2 separate regions of the Mus musculus genome follow, and region 1 is linked to region 2. The links are chromatin loops, found by intact Hi-C in ENCODE. Cell type or tissue: heart. All regions are shown on one strand.

Evidence for each region. A loop is a pair of places that touch in the nucleus more often than their neighbours do. Peaks named below come from ENCODE experiments on the same cell type or tissue, not always from the same donor. Only the 100,000 strongest peaks of a DNase experiment are listed, where the experiment ranks them.
Region 1: it touches region 2 in a loop (6-fold over the local background); 1 of 42 quality-filtered maps calls a loop at or near these places.

Annotation. Positions count from the first base shown.
Region 1 is chr11:46,249,864-46,253,863 of GRCm38, reverse strand. Cyfip2 (cytoplasmic FMR1 interacting protein 2) reads left to right here. Exons shown (of 31, transcript NM_133769.3): 19 at 1,184-1,260. Among named protein-coding and RNA genes, the nearest start is that of Fndc9, 16 kb to the right of the region's middle. In heart, a CTCF peak has its summit at 1,681 (motif pointing right); no DNase peak of the experiment used is centred here.
Region 2 is chr11:45,942,811-45,946,810 of GRCm38, reverse strand. It overlaps Lsm11 (U7 snRNP-specific Sm-like protein LSM11), which reads left to right and starts at 1,876. Exons shown (of 4, transcript NM_028185.2): 1 at 1,876-2,349. The coding sequence starts at 1,899. It overlaps Thg1l (tRNA-histidine guanylyltransferase 1-like (S. cerevisiae)), which reads left to right. Exons shown (of 6, transcript NM_001080969.3): 6 at 1-1,506. In heart, no CTCF peak of the experiment used is centred here; a DNase peak (open chromatin) is centred at 1,800; H3K4me3 peaks cover 2,266 bases; H3K27ac peaks cover 1,386 bases.

The DNA of each region.
Region 1 (4,000 bases), 310 kb before region 2:
TGTGTCAGAGGCACTTATCCAGGGAACAAAATTCATGATTGCTGGGGCTGTCAAACATAATACTGTACAGTAGCCTGCTCCTTTCTCTCCTCATCCCTTGTCTGGGCTACACCATGAGGGGCTTCAAGGACCTTCATGTATATATACACTTCGGCTTGCAAATGGTGCCATCTAGAACCACTCCAAAGGCAGGTCACGATCTCCAGAAAAGACCATGGGGCCTCTGGAGGCATCAGGAATATTTGGACAAGAATTCAGAGTTGGTTCTAGAAAGGGAACATGGGGTTTAAATGAACACTCCTAAGTTGACCCTGTAGACTCCTTATCTCTAGAAGGTACATTGAGCATCAAGAGGTTCAGAGGCCCAAGCAGGAGGCCTCAGTTACCGGGATATGAAGCCAGCACCATGGGTTGAAGCCAGCACCGTGCACAGCACCCACTGTGGGTTCTGCTCTATGTAATATAGTGGGTGTCAGATACAAGTACAGAAACTTTTAAATAAAGGGTTCGTCTTACAAAGCTGAGGGCTTAATAGGAAGAAATCAAAGATGGACCTCCTCCTTTGGCTCTGCCTCCTGCCCTGCTGATGCCGGAGCCTGATCTCTTTCAAGTCCCACGTTGGCCACCTTCTGCTCCCCATTCATGGATAGAAGCGACGTCTCTGGTGCTTGATGTGGGGTGTGCCCTTGTCTTCCCACAGACTTCATAGTCTCCTATGAATGCCGTGAGACACCGCAGGGCAAGACTTTGTACATTAAAAAACCAGAGGGATTTAAGGAAAGCTGGAAGAAAGGGACGTTTCTGTCTCTAAGAGCATGCTCCAAATTAACTCTACAGAGCAAGAAAAATCAAATACAAGGAGGAGACAAGAAAGTCTTTGGGTCCACAGGCTGCTAGAGGTAGTCACAACATCAGAGGGTGGCCTTTCATTTGTGTTCCCTGACCAAACAGTGGGGAGCAATGGGGAGACTGGTTCCTGGGCTCCTCTGAAGCCATTGAGGGCAAAGGGCTGACTTCCGTGCCTGTGAATGGCCACAGGTGCTTTCTTCTTCTTCCCCTTTCTGTCAGGGCTGTTATGTTGCCCCAGAATGCACGTCAGTGAACCCTGCCCTGGTGCCCTCCCCGCTGCCCATCTGTAATTAATCCAGACAGGACCCGCTGACTGCCTGCTTTTCCCCACCAGGTAAACCTGTGTTTTGATCAGTTTGTCTACAAGCTGGCTGACCAGATCTTCGCCTACTACAAAGCCATGGCCGGCAGGTAAGGGGAGTCTAGGCAGTGAGCAGCGTCCTTTCTTTAGCCTCGCACCTTGTTCAGCCTTTAAGGAAAAATGAAGCGATTTCCACGGGCTCAGGCAGTGAGACATGTTGTGAAGGAGAATAGATGGATGGCATACAACTACACTACAGTTGCATAGAAGGGCAGAAACTAAGCAAAATGAAGGACGTTCATGAAGGAAGACTGAGATTCTGGGACTATGTGGTAGATAGGCCTCGGCTAGTCGAGGCTATCTTAAGGAAACAGTGTCCAGGGAGTTAAGTAAAAGGAGGTGAGGGATAGGTCCAGAGTGCAGGCAAAGGGAACTTCTTGTCTAAGCCGGAGTGGGGCAGGTACAAAATTAATAGCTTGCCTGCCTGCATCAGGCTGGTGAGAAGCCTGAGGTACTTCAGTGCAGTGGCCACTAGAGGGCGAGCTGTTCCACCTGGCATCGTTGTAAACACTTGATCCTGGGGAGGCATCTGCCACCACAAAATGGTTTCAGAAGCACAGGGGTGGCTTGACTTGACTTTTAACCTTAACGTTTTAAAAATGTAAATCCATGGAGTGCGTATTTAAGGTGTGTTGAGTTGGAGACATGTCAGGTTTATAGACTTGTCAGTATTACTGAAAGATACTGATTTAACCCCACCCCCCTCCCCTCATCCTCAATGGATTCCTGGGTTTTCAAACCCTGCAATGGTCCTAGTCATAAAGGAAAATACATTTATGTAAAAGTATTGCAGTTCTCGCTGGAAGTTGAGGTGGGCCAGCCAGCCATCCCAAGGTGATCCCCACCCCCAGGGGCTTCTCCTCCCTACCCCCTTGGAAGTGATTGGCTTCATTTGACTTTGACAAACTTGACACATTTCAAATAGGAGTCGACGTGCACTGCACATAAAATGCCACGAACATGGGATCCTAACCGATAAACAGAACGCACAAAGGTACATCCATCTCTAAGAAGTCACTTAATAGGTGTGAGCAGATCAGGTAGGAAGCGGTTAACGACGGGGGAGAGAGCATTTCTAAGAGCATTCTGAGCCTGAATATGCTGATACTTTTCTGTGTAAACAAACATGGGCATGTCACATCCTGGCGACGCTCCATACTTAGTTTATAAAATCTCATCTTAGGAGCTAGAGAGATGGTTCAGTGGTTAAGAGATCTTGATAGTCTTCAGAGGACTCAAGTTTAATTCCCAGTAAAAGAAAGGGGAATTGAAGTTCATCTTTAAAGATATATGTCCCCAGCTGGGTTAGCAGCACACACCTTTAACCCCAGCACTCGGTAGGCAGAAGCAGACCTGTGAGTTTGAGGCCAGGCCAGCCTGGTCTACAGAGCTAGTTCCAGGACAACCAGGGCTGTTACACCGAGAAACCCTGTCTCAATATATATACACATACATATACCCATTTGAAAAAAAGCTCTCAACAACTTTCCCTGCAAAGTGGGTGCTCTTCAAAAGGATGGAAATTGAGAGAAACTGGGGAATTCAGAGAAAGAAAGCACTAGAAGGGAGAGTAACCCTGGCTGATCCATCTGAGGTAAAACACTGCCTCGAGTGGGAGCCACCTGTGGCACCCTCAGTATTCAGCAGCCATATTTTAATGAGGGAAAGAAATGGCTGACATTTTAACAATATGTTTCATTTCATTCAACAAACTGAAGCCACTAACATATCAGCGTGGCATCAGTGTAAATACTATTAAAGACATCTCTGCTTTCTCCTAGATCTCCTAAATCTATTACGCACATGACAGCGGATGCCCCCTTTGAGGCGTTCAGTAGGCACCATGGTTGGTGGCTACAGCTTTGGACTGTGCCATTTTGAATGTCCCTTTCCCACTTAAAACCTTTCAATGGCTTCCAGTCCATGCAGACGTCCCAACTCTCTACAAGGGTCTGTGGTCTCACAAGATCAGGCCTGTAGACTAACATGATGTAACCTGTTTTGGCAAACTCTTCTTTTCTTTACCCCGATTACGTCCTGTTTAGTCGAACAGACCACACTTACTGTGTGTGGGATAAATTTACCTCAGCCTTACGTTACCTCTGCCCAAAGAAACCACGTACAAATACTTCCCATAATGCCTACCTCCAAATGATTTAGGTTATTGCTTTCCAGTACTAGGGATACTCTACCACCTATGTCTCAATATGGAGGACAGAAATAATACACGTGATTTATAGGATTGGTGTGACATTAAAAATAGTTGTATATGTATGCCCTTGTGGGCGTGTGTGTACACTCATGTGCGTGAATGTATGTGTGTGTATGTGTTTGTACCTGTGAGTGTGGTGTGTATATATGAGTCTATGTGTATGTGTACATGTCTGTATGCATGTGTATGTGTTGCCTGGTGAATGATAAAAGCTATGCACATGTTTCCTATTAAAAACCATTTTTCCCTAGATTGCTCACATTTATCAGTGTCTCTTTATTGGAAAGTCTGTACCTTGAGGACAGACAGCAAGGACCTTCGTTTCCCCTACACCGAAAATTTTCACTGGGAAACACTAAGAATACACTCAGTTGTTTTTGTTATCAATTAAGGAAAGAGTATCCACCCTGGGTTGCCCATCCTTTACTGAGAAACTCTCTTTCACATACTGAGCTTCTGCATCCAGAAAGAAGCTTGGGGAACGGTATCTACAGCGACCTCAATTCTGGTTGAGATATTTAAGGTCATGTGTCCCAGGAGGACCGGTTGAGAAGTCATTTGCCACCCTGTTTAATGCA
Region 2 (4,000 bases):
TTTGTCTTAAGCTAGGATGCATGTCCCCACATAGCAGACATCCAGAGACCTCTGGGTACATTTTTTTAAAATGTTCATTTGAATGTTGAATTTGAAAGTGCCAATGTAAGATATCCATGTGGATGTTTGGGACTCTTCAGTGATTTTTTTAAAAGCCCAAATGTTTCTGATACACAGCTATGAACATTATAGCACTTTGGGCAAGCAATTCCCTCAGCATACTAGAGAGGCAGTAAGATCATTAGCTCCTGATGAGCAAATTTAACTTAATGGTAGGTTGATAGCATGTTATATCAAAATTGGCCAAGTAGGGAATAAAGACCCAAGTTTCATTGACAACCGCTGGAGAAAGTGTGTGCTTTCAGATCCAGGGAAGTCTCCCTCTGGGCATGCCCTGAGATAGTCATTGAATGGTGCTGGAAGTTTTCAGTCATTGAATGGTGCTGGAAGTTTTCATGCAGGCAGGGGATTTTTAAAGCAATAAACCGGGGTTGAACACAAGTGTCATCAAGTACCATTACCTACCCAAAGCTTGCTCTTTATTTCGTCTGTGTGTTTCCCTCCTACGATGCAGCTCACACGGTGGTGGCAGTGTGCTAAGTTTCATCTCTGTCTTAAAGATAGTCAAGTGTTCTTTTGGGCCACATTTTCAAACTTACAGAAAGTAAAGAAGACCCCAAAGCAGCTAGCGCGGGCTGAATGCCGGTTGATACTTTGAGAAGGTGGTGGCACTTCGGAGAATGACTTGTGTGGCTGGAGATGGCAAGAAGCAAGACAGCTATGCTGGATGGGGAGGGACTTACCTCCAGGAGTCTCACTTTTAAAACCATTCCTTTGGGGTTGAAGAGATGGCTATTCTTCCGAAGGAAGACCCAGAACCCACATGGTAGCTCACAACGAGCACAACTCAGGGGATCCAGCATTCTCTGGCCTCTGTGTGTATGTCTGATTGCTCATAGTGCACAGGCATACATGCCGACAAGCATACACATGAAATATATCTTAAAGAGTTTTTGCTGAACTAGAGCTAAAAAATAGTGTTGATTCTTTGGATTTTGCAGTAGTCAGGAGAACATCAAGGAGTCAGTTTTCTTTTCTTTGATACCAAGTGTTCTCTAAACTTAGTGGGCAGGGAAAGGAAGTGAGGATGTAGTCACCCGTCTTTTATAGCACTCAACCATCTAGCATGCACCCACTGTATACTCTGTACCCTTCCTGTCATATTTCAGACGACAATAAGAACTCAAAAGAGGCTCAGTAATTTGAGCTTAGACAGGCTAGCCTGATCCACATCAGGAATATACTTAACAGGAATGAAAAATGGGATATGTCTTGTCTTCCTGTCCTTTGCCTCCAGCTCAAGCCGAACAACAGAGAACATCCTGGGACTTTAAAATGCTGCTCTTGGGGTCTACCCCCCGAGTCTGGAGCATCAACCATTCTAAGCTGTCTGTGAATATCAGTGAGTTTTACTAAATAAATGGTTAATTGTTACTGCCTCCAAAATGTTGGCTTTGTTTTCGAATAATGTGTCCCTACTTGTATATTTTGTTGACGTTAGATCTCAAATTCAGAAGAGATAGTTAATATCAATGGGGGAGGGAAACGAGAACTAATAAACAGTATCTTCTTTAGTAACAAAAAGGTCAAGAGGACAGCCTCAACCTGTCTGCTGTCTGTGGAGGCGGAGCGAGGCCTGAGCAGGTCACGCCTCTCAGCACGCCCCTGCCTTGCGCCACGCCCCCTGCTGCTCTCCAGAGCGAATCTATGCTGCCCCCTGGTGGCCGCGGCTGCGCAGTGCGTCCCCTTGAGCCGCGGCTGCGGCTGCGCAGTGCCGCCCTCTGGCGGCTCGGCTCCTTCCTCCCGCCCATCGGCTTCTGCTTGCGGGCCTTTCAAACATGGAGGAGCGCGAGTGGGGGGCGAGGTCGGCTCGCGCCGGCAGCCCAGCCAGCCCGCCCAGCCCGCGGCTGGACGTCAGCTCCTACAGCTTCGACCCGCTGCTGGCCTTGTACGCACCTCGCCTGCCGCCCATTCCCTACCCCAACGCGCCCTGCTTCAACAACGTGGCGGAGTACGAGAGCTTCCTGAAGGGCGGGCGCACCGGGCGCGGTCGGGCTCGGGGCACGGGGGAGCCGGCCTCGGCGGGAACCTCCACCGGAACCTCCACGGGAGCCGGGAGCTCGTCCAGGGCCCGTCGCCGCGCCGCGCCCACCCCGGATCCCGAGCGCATCCAGCGCCTGCGCCGGCTCATGGTGGTCAAGGAGGACACGGACGGCACGGCCGGAGCGCGACGCCAGGGCCCGGGGCGCAGCAAGAAGGCACCCCGCAATGTGCTTACGCGGATGCCTTGTGAGTGCTGTGGGGCGGCCGGAGGTCTAGGCAGGGCTTGCAAAGGGCGTCTGCGGGAGTCTCGAGGGCCGTGGGGGCGCGGGCACGGTCACCTGTGAGTCACAGAGACTGTGCACGAGTTGAGGAACAGGGAGAGTGACGACCCACGGCGGTGGGGATGAGGTGGGGGTGGGGGAGATCTGCACAGGCTATCATGTCCGGAGGAATGTCCCCCAGGTAGTGAGGAGCTGCAGAGGGGCTGCGGTAGTGATGAGGCTTACGGAGCGATTGTAGGGCTTGTAGACAGTTTGGGGGGATGGGGCGAACATCAGAGGTCTGCAGAAATGATGAGAGGTCTTGGGGACCACTGCAGGGAGTTGAGGAGGTGTACAGAAGTTGTGTTGGAGCACAGCCAGTCTGAAGGTGTGTGGGATTTGAGGGTCAGGTGGAGAGTGAGGAGATGGATATGTTCACATAATAGCACAAGAGACGTCTCCTATCCCAGCATGGGAACTGACAGCCCCGCCTGGGGTGCCGTTTCCGCCTGGGCTGCAGGGACTTGATCGGCTTGTGTTCACATTAAATCACTAGTGTTGGAGTGCCGCAGACACAGAATGCTACCAAAACACAGGTGCGGTTTTACAGCTACTGGCTGGCTGGGGCAGGACTATCTGTCAGGCTCAGGTTACCCTGTGTGCAGGTTGTTTTAAAATTCTAAAGGTAGAAATGGCACAAGAGAATTTCTTGCAGCTTCCTAATAGATCCGCAGGATGAATGAAGCCTTAAACAGCAAAGGTTCTAATGTGCTATTTAGATCTTGTTTAAATGGAATAAAAACAGCCTAGGGCTATATCAAATAGTTATGACATCTGCCCTGTGAACATAATGACCTACTTAGCCAGTCATAGCTTCTGTAGCCTGCTAATTAAATCGTTACAATGTTAAAGTGGCTTCTTTTGGAATGGAAGGTGTGAACTCAGTGAGAGATTTTGTTTTGTTATGTTCCTAGAAATTTGTTTATTAAGAGAGAAAGACCCTGAAAAGCAGTGCGCTGCTGCCGGAGCCTTTGTGGGCTGGCATACTGTACCAGATCCTCCCAGCACAGCCAGGATTTCCCAGAGCTGGCTCTCACAGCCGGAGCAGAAAGACAGAGCGTGCCTGGCTCTGGAACAAGCTGCTACAGTACTTTCTTTTTGCCTATGTGTGTTGCCACTGTGAGGTTATTGAATTGCACCCAAGTCTCAGAGTGTGACACTTATTCCTGCTACCTCCTTGCTACCAAGATTGTCTCGGGAAACACTTGAGAGCAGTTCTGGGTTTCCTGTGCTCTCAGGACTGTGAGAGGACCAGCTCCACCTGGCTCTCACGACTAAGTTCATTTCTGGAGTTAAGACCTCACTCAAGGTGTTAGCCCTCATCACTGAAACCCTGAAGCAGATGGAGTACCGCGAGAGATGGGTGGATACCGCAAAGAATAGCCTCCAGAAAGCAAGCAAGTGACCAAAGCACCAGGGTTAGATTTGTTAAGGAGTTTCTCCAAGGGCCATGTTAGGATTTGAAGGAAGGGCACGAATGACTACACAATCTTGAAAACTCAAGTTATTCAGTACACTTTATGTATAGCAGAGGTTAGCCCTTCTCATAGTGTATAGGCTTCACTTAAGTTTGAACA